3 separate regions of the Homo sapiens genome follow, and regions 2 and 3 are each linked to region 1. The links are chromatin loops, found by intact Hi-C in ENCODE. Cell type or tissue: OCI-LY7. All regions are shown on one strand. Each heading gives the region's core, and the rest is flanking DNA. Links, peaks and the distances in the headings are about the cores only. Region 1 has its middle 250 kb from the start of HIVEP2. Region 2 overlaps AIG1 (androgen induced 1). Region 3 overlaps FUCA2 (alpha-L-fucosidase 2).

Evidence for each region. Hi-C counts contacts between places; a loop is a spot of excess contacts. Peaks named below come from ENCODE experiments on the same cell type or tissue, not always from the same donor. Only the 100,000 strongest peaks of a DNase experiment are listed, where the experiment ranks them.
Region 2: it touches region 1 in a loop (18-fold over the local background); 21 of 110 quality-filtered maps call a loop at or near these places.
Region 3: a loop joins it to region 1, with 2.8 times the contacts of the local background. A loop is called at or near these places in 8 of 110 quality-filtered maps.

Annotation. Positions count from the first base shown.
Region 1 is chr6:142,688,652-142,696,991 of GRCh38, reverse strand. No RefSeq gene overlaps it. Among named protein-coding and RNA genes, the nearest start is that of HIVEP2, 250 kb to the left of the region's middle. In OCI-LY7, for the core only: CTCF peaks have their summits at 3,749 and 3,948 (motif pointing left); a DNase peak (open chromatin) is centred at 3,941.
Region 2 is chr6:143,335,301-143,343,640 of GRCh38, reverse strand. AIG1 (androgen induced 1) reads right to left here. Exons shown (of 6, transcript NM_016108.4): 6 at 2,583-4,002. The coding sequence ends at 3,965. It also overlaps the pseudogene PARLP2. Among named protein-coding and RNA genes, the nearest start is that of ADAT2, 110 kb to the left of the region's middle. In OCI-LY7, for the core only: CTCF peaks have their summits at 5,656 and 5,857 (motif pointing right); a DNase peak (open chromatin) is centred at 5,880.
Region 3 is chr6:143,497,983-143,504,337 of GRCh38, reverse strand. FUCA2 (alpha-L-fucosidase 2) reads left to right here. Exons shown (of 7, transcript NM_032020.5): 3 at 86-425; 4 at 1,773-1,983; 5 at 2,216-2,406. Among named protein-coding and RNA genes, the nearest start is that of FUCA2, 11 kb to the left of the region's middle. In OCI-LY7, for the core only: a CTCF peak has its summit at 2,279 (motif pointing right); no DNase peak of the experiment used is centred there.

The DNA of each region.
Region 1 (8,340 bases), core at 1,327-6,326:
CCCGAGGCCTCTCACTCACTCGCCAGAGGCCCGTAAAAGGCTCACCTACAGCTGCTTGTGAAATTGGTTCCTTGTAAGTGAAAGTCGACCAAGAGTCCTATGAGCCAGTGGCAGCTGGACAGAGAGGACCTGGGTGCCAAACGGGGCAGGAAATGGCCAGGGGCCAGGGTAAACAACCTGGGGCAGGAGCTGAGGGGAGCATCTGTCCCAGGATAGCTCAGAGAAGTGCTGCTTTCCAAGGGTTTGGCCAGGGCGACTTGATTTATTTTCAGCAAAATCTGGGTATGCCCTAATTTACTATGGGAGCCTCGAATTTGCATGTCTGCTTTAAGAGACCCTAACAAGCACGCATAATAAAATGTTAATTTATGCCTTCTGCTAGGATTGGAATTGAGTGTGGCTTGACGCAACTGCAAAACAGAACAAATCTGGAAACTCTGGCAGGCAGAAGAGGAGAGTGGAGGGAGCACGTTTCTTTGAGTTTGGGAAGGGAGGCTGAGAGGAGTCTGGGAAACTTCCTGGCACCCAACTCCCTCCAGAACCCCTGAAGGGACTTTCTACAACAGCAGAGGGATGGCCCTTCTGTCTCTACAGCACTGACCGAGCACTACAGTATCGAACAGCACTGGGCACAGACTAGGTCCTGGGTAAATATTTGGTGTGTTGATTAATAATATGAGAATGTTCTGAGGTCAAACACTTCCTTCCATGTTTTGGGAACAGTGAGGTCTTGCATAGAGCTTTAAAAACTCCACACCCAGCTTCACATTAAAGTGGAAAGCCAGCACACTTGTGATGTTCTGAGCTATTCTAAATAGCAGCCCTCCCTGGGTCTCTGAATTCTTCTGAACCTAGTAGTGCCACTGCCTTGGGCAGTTTTGTGGAAATGCCTCTTCCCATTCAGCTTTGCCCAGACCATTCTATCCTGATGTTATTCCCATGGCTGGCACTCCAATGTGTCCTAAACCTGTCCGGTTTCTAGAAATATGACAAACATTACCTCTATTTATCCCTTTCTTCTGTTCTTACTGACACTGAGCTTGCAGGATGGCAGTATTAAAATACACCAGCAGACTTCTGGCAGGTGGTTGTAAACATCTTTTGGAGTTCCTTCCCAGTCTATGACACCATTTCTCAAGGAATCATCCCCCTCTCCACAAAAGGGAAGGCCAAGTAACCGAGCATCCACCATGACTCTTCCACTTTGGCCATAGATTGCATCAGAGTTCTCACTGACCCAAGCTGGACAATCAATATCTTTCTCTTGGGAATTTGGAATTGGACTTAAAGAAATGGATAACTAGAGATCAGCGTCTGTGTTTGGCTCAGACATGAATTTTGGAGCCATGGTGGCCATACGCAGGGAGAATCAGAACAAGTCAGTGTGTAGAGAAAACCAAAAGGCAATGCCAAAGAATGAACCGAGTCAAAAGAGGCAGGGCTACATCTGCTATTGACTTCTGAGGATGACTTTGCATCTTTACAGTAAGTTCTTGTTTATTGATTAGCCAAACTTTGCTGGCTTTGATGCTTGTAACCAAAAAGACTTTAAAAAGACATGAATAAGTTTTGCCATGGATTTCTGTAGCCCCAATCCACTCTGCATGCCTAACCCTAGTCTCTTTCAGATGCCACCACTCTAAGTCTGGCAGGGCTCCCAACTGCCTATGATGTCATGACCATGACCCCTTACTAGCTCTCAGGGCACTCCCCAAACTATCCTGCCCACTCGTCCAAAATAATTATTCTTTCCTCCTGTGATGTGCTCCTTTGCTTGAGTCTAATCATGCTCTCTCTACTCTAAACACACTTCCCTGGCTCTCTTCCTCCTGTTTCCCTGGACGGCTTCCCAGGCCTGGAATGGTCTACCCTCTCCTCCCGGCCATACAAATACATGTAGATTGGACAGTAGATGTATTTTCTTGTCTGCAAATGGAATGGTTTCTATCTGATGTCCTATGTTAAGGAACAGAAATTATCACAGTGGAAAAAAAAAAGCCTATTGGTGGGGCACAGCACCTCCAGCCACTTGGCTTTGGTGAGCCTGATACAGTATCTGGCCCCTGCTAATATTTGTATTTATGTAATGAAAGATTTACCCAATTAAAATAGATCTGAACTACAAAGGAAATGCTGCACTAAAATGTGTTCTTGGCTCATACAAGGAGAAAGATTCTCCTTCACGGAGGAAGACTTGAAGGGTATCCAGCCCTAGGGAAGTGAACTAGGTCATGCCAGTGTTCTCCCAGGCATAAAGGGTAGGCTCGATTTTGTGATAAATACACAGTATATGATGATTCACCTGACTTACTTCTCTATTTGATATCAGTAAATGATAACAATGAAAGTGCTTGTGTTGGGGGGAAAGTGCAATGAATGCACGGCCGCTTCACCATCTGATGAAAGTATAACCAGGGAGATGCCTCAGACGCTAAGGGCTCTTGGTGAGGGGCCCAACAGGAAGAGAGAAGTGCTACTTTCAGACAGAACGGGACCGAGCATTTCAGGATCCACAGAGCCGTGTCATAAAATATTTCACACGATATGTATGACAAGAAGCCTGAAGAAGCTATGAATTTCCAGATTGATGTGAAAGAAATCCACTCTGTACCTTGTGCCACACAAACATTTAAGTCAATCATTATTGAGCATCAACTGGGTGTATTCTAGCCCCGGGTTTTATCTTTTTTTTTTAACCTTCCTTGTGGTTGCTTTGTCATATTCTTTTTCTTTTATAAGAAGCACTGTTTGGTAATAGCCACAAGAATTGTGGGGGTGGGGAGACCATTTTTACTAAGAGATAGGGTTGTATCCTGCATAGGCAACATAAGGAATGGTAGCAATTTTTTTAAGAGGCTACACATGTGGAAAGGCCTCCCATTGCTTTATCCTCTCCACTGGATCTCTCCTGTATTCCTTCTGCCTTCCTGTTATTCCTTGCCAAAAGAAATGTTTTTCTGTCATTCTTTGAAGCCATTTTAATTTTGTTCTGGAGTGGGCTCCAATTTGTTTAAGTGTGGGATTGCACGTTGATACAAATAATTACAACTGTTAAAGTTTGAAATAGAGCCCTATTAGGGAAAAACTACAGTTAAAATAAAAGCTTTCATCAGGACAAAAGCTTTTAGGAGGTGGAAGACCCATATGACACTGAAAATTTCATAGTAATTGCCAAAATGCATTTACGAGTTGCTTGTTGCCAACACTTGGTGGGCACTGTGCATAACAGTGATAAACCTCATGGATTTAGCAAGTTAGCGCCACTAGACACTCTCTAAAACACAGCCACAGCGCCAGTATTGGGTTCCAGTGGACAAAGAAAAAGCCTTCTCAAGGGAATGAAACATTCATTTTTCTAATTATTCCCCAGGCCAAAGGTTGAGTGAGTAACTTCCCAGGAAATCCACAAGCCTCAGCTCTGGACTCTTCATCCTCACGCCACTCACTCAGCTACTCTCTGTTTGCAGTAAAAGAACAGAATGGAGCAAGAGTTTTTTAAAATTAGATTATAAAAGACCAAGCTCTGCTGAAATATTGGAGAGGTGGGGATCTGAAGGGAGGGGTGATGTGTCAAAGACTTTCAAGGCTGTATGACCTGATGGAAGATGAAACACAGGAGAAATGAGAGCAGGGATATTGACCAAGGGCCCTCTGATCTGCCGTTGTATTTAAAGCAATGATTCTCCCTCCTTCCCTGGGACCCCTGGGGGTAGATCATCTGAATGCTTGTCTCTTAGGGAAATGGTATGGGGTGGAAAGCGGCGAACGCAGCAAGGGTTCAGGAAATGCCTGGCTTGTGAGTGGAGGAGAGGATTCTAGCAACTCTTCATGCTTCCAAGTGATGTCATTGGGAAACCAATCCTGGAGAAAGGGGGCCGTCGCTGATAAAAATCACTGTGGAGAAGATGGCCTAGAAGATCCCGAATCTTAGTCCTCATGCGCCCCCTCGTGTAGGATGTGGGGTAGTGCCTTGGTTGCTGGGTGGTGAAAAATCTGTCATTCTCAAGGGACCACCGTTGGAGAAAAAGGGACGTTGAGGGGGAAATGCATGAGAAATAGAATAAAGTTAAGTAATGAGTTAATTTTGCAGTTGTGACAATTGTAGGCTACAAATTAATAGTTGATTTAAAAAAGCAAGTAGCTTTGAAAGCCCAGGACTAAAATGCGAAGAAACTGAGCAGAATCGCCACTGTGTAGACCAGAGCTTCTCAAACTTCAATGTGCATATGAATAATCATCCTGGGAGCTTGTTAAAAATCTAGATTTTTTATTTACTAGTTCTGGACGGGGCCCTCGATTCTGTACCTTTAACAAGCTCCCAAGTGGTGTAGAGGATGCTGGTCCGTGGACCACACTTTGATAACACTTGCAATAGTGTGCAGGACTGACCTGTCCCCTCAGATAAGCCTGTTTGTATTGGAGGGTTCTGAAGTTCAGCTAGAACTTCTATCTCCACCAGATCTCCCAGGATCCCTGCTAGCACACTATACAGTAATTCCTTCATTTATTGGTAGTGCGGTAAATTTGTCAGCTCAAAGATAATTACCTTTTATTTCCTGAACTTAAGTAGCATTTACCAATAGCACTTACTGTTTGTAATGTTGAATTGTTAATTGCTATATATTACCTTGTGATTTCAAGAGTTTATTTTGTTTTTGCAATGAAGTGGTCCTGCATAGTTTAGGGTGTTTAAGAGACAATTACAGAATTAGTTGATTGGCTTCTACTATAAGCTTTGATTTGAAAAAATTACAAATCTTTCTCCTAAGTGTGAATTTTGAATTTGAGGTGGCAGAGGGAGGAAGGGTTAGGTGTCTGAAGAAAGTGAAGAGAGGATGTCTAGGGATAATTTGGACATCTTGTAGCATTCAAGATAAATATATTCAAAGTTTTACCTAAGGCTTTTCTTAGAGTTAGATGTCTTGTTTTGAATTCGACTTAGGTTCACACTTAAAGTTACTCTATGTAAAAATGTTCAGACATCCTGAGCAGACATAGAACAACAACAAATGGATTTGATAACAGAATACAAGATAGAATTAAAGATAAAGTCCTTATGTGCTTTGAAGAAATAAAAGATGAGATTTCAAGTCAAGGAAAATAGATTGTACACCTAGTGACAAGACCTCTTTATTTTCATTTTGAAAGATCACAGAGTGACTACAATATGAAAAGATTGTGTGTAGGCTATCATTTCATGCTTGAGAAACAAATAGATGAAGATCATTTCATGTACCACTGGGCTGGGTGTTTAGAGACAAATGTGTTTCTTACCTGCTAGTGTAGACCAGTGAGCAGCAGGAAAGGATATACATTCCCAGCCATGGGCAATCCTTTATCCGCATGTGTGGCCAAGGATTTTTCATACTGTCTTACATTGGCTGGGAAAGTTGACTTCTGAGTTCCCTGACAAATCTGAGATTCTATGACTTTATTAATCATAACTATTAATAACTACAGGTTATATGTTAATAGTTATAGTGGTTATAATTATTAGTTATAATTATTATTTTGTGCAATAGATTCTCAGAATCTGAAGCACCATAGAGGTTAAAAGAGGTAATAGCCATCTTCCTGTCTATAACAGTCTCCTTTTCAACATCCTGGGAGTTATCAACAGCAACTACAGGTTCTGCTCAAACACCTCCAACAAAATAGAACTCCCTAGGTCCCACAACCATTTTTGCTGTACAGTGTTTTCCTGTCATAAGAAAAATAATTTGCATTCACTGTAATAATTTTAGAAAACAAAACCAAAATGTACAAAATAAAAATTAAAAATATCTGTAATACTATCACTCAGAGATAAACACCATGAACATTCTGATGTATGTGCCCAGGTGTGCGTATGTGTGTGTGTGTGTGTGCATGTGCATGCGTGCACATGCGTGCATGGGTATGCACACCTTTATTCTAAAAGAATTGTACTACTCATGTTTTAGAACCATCTTTTATCCTTTTTCATTAAGTATTTGTCCATAATATCACCTTTAAAAGTTCAATAAGCATATTTCGTTTTTAAATAGCTATAATTATTAGGATTTTTCCTTTTATCAAGCTAAACCTTACCTCTTTATAATCTATATGCCTTGCCCCTTTCTCTGTCCTCCAGAGCCAGATGCAATAAAAAGTCTGATCCCTCTTTTGCAGGACAACCCTTTAAATATGTGAAGACTGCTTTCTGGTCTTCCCACCAGTCTCATTTTTAATTTTTTAACTCCCTTATTGAAGTAAATTGGCATATTTAATGTACAGTTTGATTAATTTTAATATAGGCATACACCTGTGAAACCATCACTAAAATCAAGGCAAGAAACATATTCACCTCCTAAAGTTTCCTTGTGCACCTTTGTGTACCTGTGTGTTTGTATCAGGCAAGAATATATATTTATTGTACATACACACCATGGACTATTATGCAGCCATAGGAAGAAACAAGGTCATGTTTTTTGCAGGGACATGGATGGAGCTGGAATCCATTATCCTCAGCAAACTAACACAAGAACAGAAAACCAAACAAATGCTGCATGTTCTCACTTATATGTGGGAGCTGAACAATGACAACGCATGGGCACAGGGAGGGGAACAACACACACTGGGGCCTGTTGGTGGCAAGGGAGGTGAGGGAGAGCACCAGGATAAATAGCTAATGCATGCAGGGCTTCATACGTAGGTGCTGGGTTGATAGGTGAAGCAAACCACCATGGCACATGTTTACCTATGTAACAAACCTGCAGGTCCTGCACATGTATCTGGAACTTAAAATAAAATAAACATTTTTTAAAAAGAATATTCATTTATTTATTTATTTTTGTAGGAATATTTAATGTGATATACTCTCTTTAACAATTTTTTTTTTTTTGAGATGCAGTCTCACTCTGTCACCCAGGCTGGAGTGCGGTGGCGCAGTCTCGGCTCACTGCGACCTCTGCCTCCCAGTTCAAGCAATTCTCCTGCCTCAGCCTCCCAAGTAGCTGGGATTACAGGCACCTGCCACCACGCTTGGCTAATTTTTTGTATTTGTAGTAGAGATGGGGTTTCACTATGTTGGCCAGGCAGGTCTCTAACTCCTGACCTCAGGTGATCCACCCGCCTGGGCCTCCCGAAGTGCTGGGATTACAGGCCTGAGCCACCGCACCCAGACTCTTTAACAAATTTTTAAGTGCACAGTGCAGTTAACTATAGGCATAGTGTTGTAAAGCAGATCTCTAAAACTCATGCATCTTGCATCATTGAAACTTCATACCCATTGAACAACAGCTCCCAATTTCTGCCTCTACCCAGTCCCTGGCACCACTGTCCAAGTCTTTGCTTCCCTAAGTTTGACTATTTTAGCTACCTCATGTAAGAAAAATCATGCAGGATTTTTTCCTTCTGTAACTGGCTTATTTCACTTAGCATAATGTCCTCCAGGTTCATCTATGCTGTTTCATGTGGAAGGATCTCCACATGGCCGAGTAATATGCCATTGAGTGTATAGACCACATTTTTTATCCATTTATCTGCTGATGGACATGTAGGTTGTTTCCATGTCTTGGTCATTGTGAATAATGCTATAGTGAACATGGTTGTGCACTATCTCTTTGAGATCCTGATTTCAATTTTTTTTTTGGATATAAACTCAGAAGTGGGATTGCTGGATCATATGGTAGTTTTATTCAAAAAAATTTTTTAGAACCTCCACAGTGTTTTACATCATGACTGTACCAACTTACTTACATTCCATCACCTATGTGCAAGGGTTCCCTTTTCTCCACATCCTCACCAAAACTTGTTGTCTTTTGTTTTTATGGTAATAGCCAATCTAACATATGTGAAGTGCTATTTTGCTGTGGTTTTGATTTGCATTTCCCTTAGTGATTAGTGATGTTGAGCCTTTTTTCATATACCTGTTGGCTATTTGTATGTCTTCTTTTGAGAAATGTCCATTCAAGTCCTTTGCCCAATTAAAAAAATTGGATTATTTGATTTTTTGCTATTGAGTTGTAGGAGTTACTTATATATATTTTGGAGATTAACCCCTTATCAGATATATAATTAGTGAATATTTTCCTTAATTTTGTAGGTTGCAAAAGAAACAATTGTTTTGCTGATTATTTCCTTTGAAGTGCAGACTCATTTATGTTTGATGTAGTCGTACCAGTCTACTTTTGCTTTTGTTGCCCATGCTTTAAGTGTCATATCCAAGAAATCATTGCCATGACCAATGTCAAGAAGCTTTCCTCCTATTTTTTACAGAAGTTTCAAAAGACCCTGAACAGCAAAAGCAGTCTCGAGAAAGAAGAACGAATTTGGAGACATCACATTTCTGATTTCAAAATATATTATAAAGCTAAAGTA
Region 2 (8,340 bases), core at 3,022-8,021, 640 kb before region 1:
TCCTTGCAAGGTAAAAGGAATGTATTTTTATTTTTATTTTTTTATTTTTTACGAACTAGATGTAAACCTTTACGTCACAACTATGTCATTTTCACTTTCTGAAAAGACACGGACCCGGGGACACAGCTGAAAACAGTGGGAGGCCAGATGCTGGCGTCTTCCAGGCGGGAACGTAGCCATGATCACTCTAGGGCCGATGTCTCCTGGGGCTCTCCGGCAGGACAAGACAGGTGCACCGGTACTGTGCAATCCCAGTTTTACTTAGAGCCACCTCTTGTTTGGGGGGGCATTAGTCCTCATTTCATGCCAGATTTTCACTAGAGGCTCCCTGTTCTTCCAAATCAGTTCATGAGGGTAAGTAACATACCATATTCCAAAGAGAGCTCCCCCAAGATGTGCTGCATAATCAAAAAATTTCCGTCCCAGGATCATTCCTGCCATATCCGTGGCGTTAATGGATTGTAGGGCATTTCCTGCTGTGAATGTGAACATTGGAAGTAAATAATGGCAAGCCTCCCTTCTGGGATCTTAGTGCGGACAGCTGCGAGGATCATCATGATGGCGCGAGATGCACCAAGTGATGGTCCATATCTTCGTGTGGCAACTTTACACACATAACTGACAAAATTGGAAATAACACCTGCAGATAGGTACACTGCCATGAACTGCTCTTGACCCAGAATGTTCACTATACTGAAGGAGAAGCTCCACAAAACATACATATTTGCTGCCATGTGAAATAAGGAGAAATGATTGAATGTTGACAGCAACATTGGAGAACAACGGACTTTTGAGGCTGGATTAGATTTGAAATATCAGATCACTGTCCACTGCAGAGAAGGTACTCTCCACAAACAGAATACAAGGACGTTTGCAGCTATGATACCTGAGTCCGCTGGCCATCACTTAGGTTATTCCACCGCTTGTTAATCTCCTTTCTGAAGTCTCCTTCTTTTTGTGGTCTTATGCTATCCAACCAATCAGCTTTTATGCCATCAAAATAACTCTGGACCCCTGGATTTCAGTGATTCGTATTGCCAAATAGCAGCTGATCCAAATGCACAGCCTGTAAACCCAACAGTAAAAAAATAAAGGTTTTATGAGAGTCCTTATAGGATAGGGAGAAAGATAAAAGACTGTTTCTTCCACCAGAGGAATCAAAGCACTTCTCTTGTATGCTTCACCACTTGTTGCCGTGTCTGATCTTCGAGGTTCAACCTTACTGGGTTCTTTTCTGAACCACATTTTTTTCTGAATAAAGAAGTTAAACCTGCGTCTAAGCAGCTGCGGCGGGGCTAGAACCGCAGTGAGCTCCTCGCAGCTGCTGCTGCGCACCAGGGGAGCCCACGCTGAGCCGCAGCCCCAGCCTCTCTGCGCCCAGCCTCGCCACCCCATTTTCCCACTACAAGAAAATTTTAGGACGGGCGCAATGGCTCACGCCTGTAATCCCAGTACTTTGAGAGGCCAAGGCGGGTGATCACCTAAGGTCGGGAGTTTGAGACCAGCCTGACCAACATGGAGAAACCCGTCTCTACGAAAAGTACAAAATTAGCAGGGCTTGGTGGTGCATGCCTGCAATCCCAGCTACTTGGGAGGTTGAGGCAGGAGAATCGTTTGAACCAGGGAGGCGGAGATTGCAGGGAGCTGAGATGGTGCCATTGCACTCCAGCCTGGGAAACAAGAGCAAAACTCCGTTTCAAAAACAAAAAAAAATTTTTTAGTACCTTCATTCGATATCCCAGGGATTATATTGTTTTACTCCAGCAAAAAGACTTCTGGAAACACTGCTATCAGTGGAGCCACCGCCTAAGTAAGCTTACAATAATTTATCATCCTCCAAAATTCATCCATCGTTTGTACACAGTTCGTATTAATTTGCTGTTACTGACATAGCAAAATGTCAGTCCACTGACTGGTGGCTTAAACAATATTAATTTATTTTCTCAAAGTTCTGGTGGCTAGAAGTCCAAGATCAAGGTGTCAGCAGGTTTGGTTCCTCTGAGTCCTCTCTCCTTGGCTTGCAGTTGGCAACCTTCTTCCCATGCCCTCACATGGTCTTTCCTCTGTGTATGTACATTCCTGGTGTCCCTTTGTGTGTCCTAATTCCCCCTTTTTACAAAGATACTACTCAGATTGGATTAGGGCCCATTTTAATGGCCTCATTTTAACTTAATCCCCTCTTTAAAGGCCCTGTCTCCAAAAACAGTCATATTCTAAGGCACTAGGGGTTACGGGTTCAACATATAAATTTTAGGGGGACACAGTGCCACAATGTAACCCATAATAGAGGTCAGACAGGTAAGATACATGTAGTTGTGATGGAAACCAACTCTGGATCCTTCAAGTCTTTGATCCTGTACTAACTGCAGCAGTCATTCCAAGGATGTGGTATTGCTGTGCTTTTCTGTTTTGGTGGATTTCTGCTTGACTTTCCTACTTAAAAGTCCCAGCTCCATGAGTTAGGAAACTAATATGGTAATGCTGCTAGATGCATTCTATATTTCTATCAATTTTGCTTTCAGAAATGGGGGGCATATAGAGTGAATGTGTGTGGGAGAAAGAGAGAGACAGAGAGACGGAAGGAAGAGAGATTTTTAGCATTTAATTACATTTAAATGTAACTAATTTTAAATTAACTTTTTGAGTTTAAATTTTTTTCAAATTAAAAAGTTTAATGCTTTTCATTTTTTAATTTTAAAATGTAATTATAATTTTGGAGTGAATGGTTTTATATCATTTGTTGATCTCTCTCAACATTGGGCAATCAATACTTATATTTGTGTTAAGTAACATTTTATAATTTATATAACATATTTTTCATCTTAAAAATAATTACGGTCAAAGATTTTGTAAAATAGTTTTTTTAAAAACAATTTTGTGGCTGGGCGCGGTGGTTCATGTCTGTAATCCCAGCACTTTGGGAGGCCGAGGCGTGTGGATCACAAGGTCAGGAGATCGAGACCATCCTGGCTAACAAGGTGAAACCCCGTCTCTACTAAAAATACAAAAAATAAGCCGGGCGTGTGGCAGGCGCCTGTAGTCCCAGCTACTCGGGAGGCTGAGAAGGCAGGAGAATGGCATGAACCCGGGAAGCGGAGCTTGCCGTGAGCTGAGATCACGCCACTGTACTCCAGCCTGGGCGACAGAGTGAGACTCCATCTGGAAAAAAAGAAAAAAAAAATTTGTTTTGGAGTTATCAAAAAGATTCACATTTTTTAAAATCCAAAAATTATAGGAAAGAACCAGGTTCAGTAAACCCATTTTCAACAGGTAATAAAAATGAAAAGGAGATACTAATGCTGTTAGGATTTTGAGATGCACAATGCAGACGTCAGGTTCAGGGTGGCTTTGTCTTTATTAGTCAGCATTTGCATCTAGGAAAAGTTTCACATGATTAAATCAAGAGATGCAATACACTCAGGCTTTTCATGAAATTGACATCATTATTACAAATGGTGCTCATTTGAGGCAACTGTGACATTATGCAATGAGAAACATCTGTCCCCTTCCCTCTCAGGTCCCCATGGTGGCCTAGGTTCATGATTACAGCCACCTTTAGGATTAAATACACAAAAGCCTTACTCTATATATGCCCCTTTGACTTTAACATATTTCTCAAAAAGAAGTGCAATAAACTTTTATTCTTTCTTGATTAGATGGAGTTACAATTGCCAAAATAAAAATCCAAGGTCCAATTCTGGTTTTAAAACTAGAAAAGGAAAAAATGTTATTATCAGTAATGACTTTGGGAAGAATTCTTTAACACACAGTGAGGGTGAGTTCTTTTGGAAACAACTGTATTCTATGTTTATACATATTTATATATAAAAGGTGTCCTCATTGGGGGAGGGGGGTGCTGATGCCACCAAGTTCCTTTGAAGCCTTTTCTCCCCCACTGCCAATGCCCGAGGGGAAGGAGTCTTCAATGGCGGCTCAATCTAGCTCTTGCGTTTAGACTTGGATCTCATTCCAATTTAGGCTTTTCTTTCTCTTCTTCCATACCTAGAAATACAGGCAAAGTGTTTTATTTGAGCATCAGATTAAACCACAAGCAGTTTGTTTAATCTGGCTTGCTAACACTACTCACACATCCACTCATCTGCCCTCACTTCTCCCATTCACCCTCCTGACACACCCCCTATTCCCTCCTAGCTAAGAAGGAAAGCCATGCACAACTTTCTCCAGAAACATCCTCAGTGACCTCTCTTCCCCACCCTTTCCACAGAATCAGGACACAGCATCTCTGGGACACACCCAGCTCCTATGGCCTCTGGGAGACAAGGCTTCAAGTTGATTCATGACTTGCTGAGTTTGCATGGAAATCCCAGCTAGACTGCTTTTTAAACCAGCTTCTGGCAACATGAGGTGTGCAACTCATGAGTTTCAAACAGACTTCATTTATTTTTACTTTAGTCCTGTCTCTTCCTAAGGCAAGGACTTTGGATTTTAAAAAGCCATGCTTTTTTTTTTCTTGTTTTCTTTTTAAAGTTCATAGAGAGTTTATTAGCCATAAGAGCTGTTTATTTCCATACTCATGAATCTTAAACTGCAATTCTCTCTCTATTCAACCCAATCCTGGTAGAATCATGTTTTTCTTCCTGAAGGACTTGTATGTACTGGACCAGTAAGAACCTTTGCCTGTTGTCTGTAGAGAATAGTCGATGATGTTTCATGTTCCTGAAGATGAAAATGTTCATCATTTTTAGGAATTATAGTTAAATCTGGCAAGTGCTTCTTGCTTTTTTCTTTTTCTTGTACCTAAACATTTTTTGAATCATACCAAATTCTCAGTTTCTTTGTTTCAATAGCAAAAATGAAACAAAATAACTTAAAATACCACTTTGCAGGTTTTGTTAGTATTCTTTCATAAATTGCAAGCTTTCTGAGGGTAGGGCCCTTCCCTATTTTGTTCCCCAGCACCTAACATAGTGTGTGTGTCTCATTGCAGGAGCTCAATTAATCTTTGCTGAATAAAATTAATAAGCAATGAACACAGAGAAGACCTCAGAAGCCTGGACTAGTGGAAAGCAGAACAAAATATGGGACTCCACAATATGAAAATTATAAAATTTAACCCCAGAGGGTCATAATGTTAGGGCTTACAATAGGAAGGACTCCCCCACCACATAACCCCAGCTCCTGGTATATGTTTTGTGCTGTCAGAGTAGTGGTGGTGGAATGTGGGTAACGTGCTCTGAATGAATGTCCCCAGATGATCTTTTATGTTTGGTTTTCATGGCTAAGGAACTGGCAGAGATCTGGAGCACTTTTTCCAAAGTCCTTCTCAGAAATCCTATGAAGGAAAACTTCAAATTGAGGAGTAAGGACATCTGACGGGAGGAGGAACAGGTTTGAAGGCAAGAAGGTACAACACGCCTTCGTTGTTGGGTAACCACGGAAAGAAGAAAACAGCACAGATTCAGCTCAAACAGCACATGTGTCTTGAACCTCAGCTCTGTCCATATTCCCTCTCCTGTGGAGAAGCTATCAGGGGCTAAGAGCAGTTTGCTTTTCTTTTTAAAGTCTGTTTTTTCCAAAGCGTTCTCCTGCAGATGGGTTGACTTGGCAGCAGTGCTGGAATCTTCAAAAGCGCGGGTGGAGAACGGGGGGTATTCATTGACCTAGAGAGGGAAAATGGCTTCCCACCTACTTTAGTTTGGCAGCTGTGAGGTAGACAGAAAAAATTAGACAGCTGTAAATAATGTTTGCAAGAACCAGAGATAAAATTTCCAGGCAAAGGGCAGGAAGAAACCTATCGCAAAGCGAAGGCAGGATACACTTTTGGGACCAGAGGGGACAAGACTGCAGGGCGCTGAGGGAGTCAGTCACATGCCCTTCCTGCAGGCCGGTGGAGGGCTCCACCAGGGGGCAGTGCTGGGACATCGCTAGACCTGGATGGGCCTGGGGGGAAATGACCTGCACGGGTAGCTGGAGGAGAAGAGGTGCAGGTTTCTGCACACATAGACGTCTCCTGTCTCCCCGCTTGCCTACTTTCTCTGTCCTCACACCAACCTTTTGGTTTTGAAAAGACTCATTTCTGGTCTTACAAAATGTAGCTTTAGTAAGACTGGTCAGATATACCAAAATTGGGATAAAGTCTTAGCTTAAGTAAAGAAATATTTCAGCTGTGAATTGTGTCCCCCCCCGCGCTCCACCCCGCCAAACTGCTACATCGAAGTGCTTAACTCTCAGTACCTCAGATTGGGAGAGAATGCCAAGGGTGTGGCTGGACAGCCATGTGCTAACGAAATTAGGTACGTGACTCACGGATCCAATCAACCTCCACAGTAGATGCCAGAAATAGAGAGGTGGTTATCTGAAAAAGATCCGCGGAGTGCCCTCTTGTCTGACTGCTTGGACCCCCATGACTTGCATGGGAGGCCAATAAGGTTTTTGAGAATTTTATACCAGCAGAAACATTGACAGCATGGACTGAAAGGGACAGAGACAGGATGAAATGAAGGACCAATGGCTTCAAAGATGGTTCAGCGACTGGCTCCTCCTTGGTTGTAGAGGGTAGAACTATTGCCCAGGGCTGTGGGGGTGGGGCTCCTGTGACCCTGTGCCTGGAAGGCAGGGCTATGCATCCCCTCCCCTGTGAGCCCTGAGGACAGAACATCTAGCCAAAGAGGATTATTTTCAAGCCTTAAAATGGAATGGAATTTCCCCCGCTAGCTTCAGACTTGCTTGGGAACCATGATTCTTTCTTTTTTTTTCCCCCTGCAACTTCTCCCTTACAGAATGGGAATGTATATTCTATGCCTGTCCCACCATTCTGTTTTGGAAGCAGATAACTTTTTGTCTGGTTTCCCAGGTTCACACACAGCTAGAGAACAATTTTGCTTCAGGATGACTCATACCCTGAGTGTCACGCATACCCAATTTTATGATATTTAAGATGAGATTTTGGACTTGAGAGTTGATGTCTGAAAGACGTTTGGGGTTGTTGGGATGGAATATTTTCATTGGGTGAAGGACATGTATTCTGGTGGGGAGAGAGTGAAGTATTATGAGCTGAACTCTGTCCCCCACTTCCAAATTCATATGCTGAAATCCTAACCCCCAGGATGTGGTTTTAAAGTCAGAATGTGACTTTACTTGGAGATAAGTATTTACAAATGAGGTCATCAGGGTGGGCCCTAATCAAATACAACTGGTATTCTTATACAAAGGGGAAATTTGGAGACTGGACTGAACATCAGTTAGAAGGCACTGGCTCTGCCATCACCTGTTCTGGAGGGTCACTTAAGATTTTGGGGCCTCAGTTACTTTTGGTGAAAGGAAAGGGTCGGTTTCGATGATTTCCAATCTCTCTTTCAGCAGTAAGATTCTGCAATAATGTGATTTTTATCTTGAAGTTGTAGCTAACATAAGTTACCCAAGTAGACAGAGTTGAGCTATTAAAAACCATTATGGAAAAAGGAGGGTGGCTCCAATGCAATCTTCCTTCTTCTTGGGGGATTGTATAGTAACTGATGTGAAATACTCAGGATTGTAGTACTGTACTCCCATGTCCTCAATTCATCCTAACACACTGCTTTTAGTGAGTAGTTTTTGACTCAACAGCTAACAGAATCAGGCAGCTAATGTGACTGAGTAAAGTGGCCAGGTGAGAACGAGGGAAAGTTAGTCATCTAAAGTGGATAACTGATACTCAATTCTTTTTTCTTTTCTTTCTGTTTTTTTTTTTTTTTTCTGAGAGTTTCACTCTGTGGCTCAGGATGGAGTGTGGTGGCACGATCTTGGCTCACTGCAACCTCTGCCTCCAGGTTGAAGCGATTCTCGTGCCTTAGCCTCCCAAGTAGCTGAGATTACAGGCATGTACGCCCGGCTCATTTTTGTATGTTTAGTAGAGATGGAGTTTTGCAATGTTGGCCAGACTGGTCTTGAACTCCTGGGCTCAAGTGATCTGCCCACCTTAGCCTCCCAAAGTTCTGAGATTACAGGTGTAAGCCACCGTGCCCAGCCAAGGGATAACTGATACTCTATTCTAAACCATTGTCACCAGAATAGAACAGTGGGCTCTGTGTTCCAGATCTTAAAATATTTCCTAAGAAGCTGAAAATCTGGCCTTCATGTGAAATCTCCTATTTTTTTTTTTTTTTTTTTTGAGATGGAGTCTTGTTCTGTTGCCAGGCTGGGGTGCAGTGGCATGATCTCAGCTCACTGCAACCTCTGCCTCCTGGGTTCAAGCAGTTCTCCTGCCTCAGCCTCCCGAGTACCTGGGACTACAGGCACACGCCACCATGCCTGGCTAATTTTTGTATTTTTAGTAGAGATGGGATTTCACCATGTTGGCCAGGATGGTCTCCATCTCTTGACCTCGTGATCCACCTGCCT
Region 3 (6,355 bases), core at 1-5,000, 810 kb before region 1:
GTGATTTGTTTGGGCATTTGTGTGGGTTGAAATTTACTAAAATAAAGTTGACATGCTTACAAGGGTTTTCACTATAATTTTCTAGGCTTTACCTTGTGGGGGTCAGAATATTCGTGGAACTGGAATGCCATAGATGAGGGGCCCAAGAGGGACATTGTCAAGGAACTTGAGGTAGCCATTAGGAACAGAACTGACCTGCGTTTTGGACTGTACTATTCCCTTTTTGAATGGTTTCATCCGCTCTTCCTTGAGGATGAATCCAGTTCATTCCATAAGCGGCAATTTCCAGTTTCTAAGACATTGCCAGAGCTCTATGAGTTAGTGAACAACTATCAGCCTGAGGTTCTGTGGTCGGATGGTGACGGAGGAGCACCGGATCAATACTGGAACAGCACAGGCTTCTTGGCCTGGTTATATAATGAAAGGTGTGTATGCTATGAGATTGCTGCAGTTACCCTCCATATTCCTAATATATTTCTAACATTTTAATTCCTTCACCTCTTGAAATATTTCATTTTAAGTCATTGGTGGTATGGGGGGAGAAAATCATTGTAAATAATACTTATTAGATATATCACTATTTACTCAACATAATCAAGGGTAAATAAATCAGGAGTAAAATCCAACTCAATGGTCTGATTTTGAGATCAGACTAAAAATCACAGGATCAAGAACTTTGAAGGTGTTAATTTTGTGGGTCCCCCCTTTTTCTCTCCTACCCTGGTCCTTTATGGCCTCTATTCTGGGACAACTCTGTTTCTTCATCACTATTTCTGACTATTTGCTTCTGAATCCCGCAGACTGCTTCTTTTTATCCTCTTACCTTTTGGTCATCTTTGCTGCCCAGCCAATGTCACCCTTGTTTGTCTCCTCTTTTCCTTCATCGCAGCCTTTTCACTTTCTCCAGTTTTTTCCTATTGCTTCCTGGTATGTTCAAGGCTGCCCTATTAGAACAGGGAGTTCTGATTAAACTCCTCCATTAGGCTTAAACTATATGGACCAAATTTGCATGTACACTAGAAAGCACTGGGTATTGTGCTACGAAGTCAGGCAACCTTCTGCTTGCACTTCCTGGGCCCACAAAGGGCACAAATACAAATATTCTGAAGAACTCTTGATACTTAAAACAGCAGTGTGTCCAGGTACTCCTTCCAAGGGAAAAAACTGGGAGCCATCACTTCAATTTGTGACTCAAAACTGTTCCCTCTATGTGGCGTGTATTTCCCTCTTAAATATGCCACCTGCTATGATAAGCAATATTGTGGGGATATTTCACATGATATCAACAGTCAAATTTTCTGAGATTTTTCAATATTAGGCACAATGGTAAGAGAAAAAGAAAGGCTAGACTACATGTATGAGATCATTGAATCATTGAAAAGAAAAGTGTCTTGGGTATAAATTCAGTTTTGGCTACCATTTACAATATGGAAGGGAGCTTAAAATATTCATATAATACTCTTATGAGTGCTATATGTGCTGGGTACCAGGCTAATGTTTTACATAACTTATTTTTGTTCTAATCATAGATGAGGAAATTCATTATTCAGAGGAGTCAGGTAATTTGCTCTAGGTCTGGGAGCTAGAAAGTGACAAAGCCAGAACTCCAATCAACTCAGGTCTGTTTGACTTCAAAACCATGGGCTTTCCACTGTACTATGCCATGGTCCCTTTTCAGAATTGTATTTCAATTACATGTCTTTTCAGTGACATTTCTTTTTGTATAAAAAGCTTATACCTTTTGTTTTAAAAAATTGTATGTTTCATTTCAGCCCAGTTCGGGGCACAGTAGTCACCAATGATCGTTGGGGAGCTGGTAGCATCTGTAAGCATGGTGGCTTCTATACCTGCAGTGATCGTTATAACCCAGGACATCTTTTGCCACATAAATGGGAAAACTGCATGACAATAGACAAACTGTCCTGGGGCTATAGGAGGGAAGCTGGAATCTCTGACTATCTTACAATTGAAGAATTGGTGAAGGTACAGTGAAATGTCTGGTGGCTATTAACATAATATTCTTAATAGTGTGGTCATGTAGGAATTATTTCTTCTATGGCTCAATGGCCTATAAATATAGGACATTGTTCTATCCTGTGTTTGTTCTTCTAGGCAGTGACTATATATACATGTATAAATATATAAATGCAACATATTAGCACATTAAAGATGGAATTATTTTATTTATCTAAAAACATTATTCTTAATTTTTTAGCAACTTGTAGAGACAGTTTCATGTGGAGGAAATCTTTTGATGAATATTGGGCCCACACTAGATGGCACCATTTCTGTAGTTTTTGAGGAGCGACTGAGGCAAATGGGGTCCTGGCTAAAAGTCAATGGAGAAGCTATTTATGAAACCCATACCTGGCGATCCCAGAATGACACTGTCACCCCAGATGTGTGGTAAGTCATTCTTGTTACCAAGTACTCTTTTATAAAGGAAGAGATTTAAAATTTATCAGACATATAAAGAAGAGTAGGATAAAAAGAGAAATTGGATGAATTCCTACATATACAAAGCACTTTCCAAACTTTGCTTACTCTAATATAAAGAGAAGGGGAAGAATTTGCATGTTTTGAAACATTTATTGTTTATCAGATTGAGCTTACATCATTTCTAGGTATCTCCCAGTAGTGGACAAATTTTGGCTGAAAGTACTCAGCTCTTAGAAAAATTGTAAGCTGTTCAGACCAATGAAAAATGCTGAATGGTTAGTCTAAAACGGAGATTACTGTTTAACCAGTTCGGTAAATTCTGACTTTTGCAGATGTTGCATCCCATGAAATTAGCAAACAAGAGGTACCCAATGGCAGAGAAAATGTTAGATTAAAAATGAATCAAAATAGGGAGGGTTCAGGGAAGATGCTTCTCTCTGAGCTTGAGGAGGTTCTGTGTGTCAATGAGTACCCGAATCAGACTCCACAAATATGACAGTTTCTGATATGGTTTCTTAACATATATAAAATAAGATGAGTATTGGTGAAGTTCTAAAAATTCGCTTTCAGTTGCCACCTGAGTACTGTCTGATCAAATAGGAACCGAAAGATTAGACTAATTGTTCTTCAATCTACTTGACTTATGACTTAAAACATTAACAACCCATTGAATAAAATGGAGTAAGGCAATCTGGACAGAGCAAATAATTGTGGAATTTTAAAATGTTGATCTGGGAGAAGCCATAATGAGAACTCAATACCAATCTCTCATGTGACAGAGAATAGTAGAAATCTGGTTTTGGAATTTGCTTCTTACTTTTGAATACTTACATTTGAATATGAGGGTATCTGATCTGGGACTTCACAATCATTAACCATTATTCTATTGTGTTTATTTCAAGAAATAAACATAAAAGCTAAATATTTAATGTGGCTTATAAAACTGTGAGTCTGGCTCCTACCAACTTCCCTGCCACTGAGTGGTCCTGCTCTCCCTCCTCACCATAGGAGCCTTCTTCCCCCAGGGTTCATCATGCCCACCTTCTTGCAGTCACCTACAGACTCCCAGGTCAACCCTTAAAATCCTTTGAGAGAGCCCTGGCTTGCTGTCCCTGTCCCCAGAACTACTCTTCACATAATTCTTAGAGATTTAAATTTTTATTCACAGTTCTAATTACCTGCACCTCCTGTCTTCTAGGGGTCTTGTCCGCTTGACCTTTGTTACCTGTTCCTTTGCATTATCAATATACAAGGTCATATTGGTAATGCAAAGTCGAACTTCTTACTCAACACTTCCACTTGGATGCATAGCATCTTAGACCTGTACGTCCACAACTGAAGCCCTGAGTTTTAAATTTTTGCTGTAGACTAGCTCCACCCACGGTCTTCTCCATCTCAGTTAATGGCAGCTTTATCCTTTAGGTGGTTGTCAGGCCAAAAACCTTGGTGTCCTTAACTTCCCTTTCTTTTATAAACATACTTTAGACTTTGCATTACCAATAACTGAACCCCTTCCACGGCTCCAGTTTGAAGGATTCTGCCATCTACCTACCACTTCTTATATTTTGGCTCACTCTGCATGGCACTTCGGCTTCCAAAGGGATCTATAATCCAGTGATCATACTATCTTTTAATCCTATCATCTTTTCTCTGTCTTTTTCCTTATCCGGGACAGATTCTGTGGCCCATCACTGTAACTAATCTATTGCATACACCCAACTCCTGAACCCTTGCTCCCTCTGCCATACTCACTTGACGGAACATCAACTTTAAATACAGATCTACTTATTCCATGCCTGCTTCTGGACAGCTAACTGTTAACTATGGAAACACACACACACACACACGCACCCAGACACATACAATGTAAAATTATCTCACTTTTGGCTTTAAGGTCAACCCTTGTGTCCTGATCCCATTGCAAATCATCCACCCAAGGATTGTTATAGCAATTCTCCCCTTTAACTCAATTTCACTTGCATTTCTAGTGATCTTCCCATTTCTCTCCTTTCCTTTGTAGTAAAACGTCTTGAAAGGATTGTTTTCACTTGCTATCTCTAATTCCTTGCTACAGTTTTTCTCTTGAACCCCCTCTGGTCGAGCTTCCACCCCCACACTCCAGAATTGCTCTTCTCAAGGCCCACAATAACATCTGCCTTGCCAGTTCCAGTGATGAGTCCCCAGTGCTCATTTTCTTAACTTACTGGCAGTGTCTGCCTCAGTTTATCACTGTCTCTCCTGGTGTTTGTCGTACCTTTTGGCTCTTCCTTCTTAGTTAGTTCCTTTGCTGATTTCATCTCATTTTTCCAACCTCTAAATCTTGAAGTGCCCTGAGGTTTAGTCTTTGGACTTCCATTCTTCTCTATCTTTTTTTGAGTGCACTGGTGCGATCTTGGCTCACGGCAACCTCCACCTCCCAGGTTCAAGTGATTCTCCTGCCTCAGCCTCCTGAGTAGCTGGGATTACAGGTGTCCGCCACCAAGCCTGGCTAATTTTTTTGTATTTTTAGTAGAGATGGGGTTTCACCATGTTTGGCCAGGCTGGTCTCGAACTCCTGACCTCAGGTGACCCGCTTGCCTTGGCCTCCCAAAGTGCTGGGATTACAGGCGTGAGCCACTGCGTTTATCTTAATGTCCCAGGTGATCTTATCCATTTTCATGGCTTTAAATGCCATATTGATGATCTCCACATTTCTATTTCCAGTGCAGACCTCTTTCCGAACTCCAGCCTCAATAACTTCCTACTCAGCATTTCCACTTAGATGCATAGCATCTTAGACCTGTACATCCAAAACTGAAATCCTGAGTTTTAAAATTTTGCTATCAACTAGCTCCACCCATGGTCTTTCCCATCTCAGTTAACGGCAGCTTCATCCTTTAGGTGGTTGTCAAGCCCAAAACCTTGAAGCCCTTAGTTTCCCCTTCTTTTATAGTCACAGCCAACCCATTAGCAGATATCATCCTCTGCATCTTTGAAATATATTCAGAATCTGTCCACTTCTTATCCTCTCTGTGGCAACCCTCATCCTTTTAGTTTCCATTGTCTCGCCCCTGCCTGGATTATTTCAGTAGCTTCTTAATAGGTCTCTATTTCTACCCTTTAACCTATTCACCACAAAGCAATCAGAGTATACTTTTAAATAATAATGCCACTCCCATGGTCACATTTCTCCAATGGCTTCCAGTCTCAGAGAGAAGGCCAGGTCCCATAGATGCTTACAAGGGCCTATAAAATCTGGCTCCTATCGCCTCTCTGATCTTATCTGCCATCACCCTCCCCCACTTCCTCTCCTTCAGGCACTCTGCCTTGCTAGTGCATCAACAGGCAGAGCACACTCTTGCACTGGGGCTCCTGCACTTGTCATTCTGTCTGGAAGGTTTTCCCCAGACGCTCCCGTGGTGCTCTTATGGCGCTCCCATGGTTCTCTTCCATGCCACCTCTAAGAAGTCTTCCCTGACTATTCTGTTTAAAATAACACTCCCAGGCCCCTCCTTTCCTACCTAGCATGCCCTGTCCTTCTAACCTGGCTTGTTTTCTCCATAGCATTTAATCAACACCTGACATATTTGTTGATTCTAATTTCTTCCACTAGAATGTAAGCCCCATGAGGACAAGGACTTTGTTCAATGTTGTATATAGCTCTAAAACAGTGTCTAGCATTTTAAGATTTCAATAAGTATTTCTTGAGTAATTGAATGAATAAATGAATGAAATCCACTTTTTTTTTTGTCCACAGCATACTTCCCTTACCTTCTTCTTTGCTCCCATTCATCCTTTAAGTCTCAGATTAAATGTTATGTTCCTGGAGAGGCTTCTTTCTGATGTTCTAATCTAAAGAGATCCTTTTGTTATAATCTCTCAATTTCCTTTTCTTTCATGGTGCTTATCAGAACTCACACTTTCATATTATTTGTGT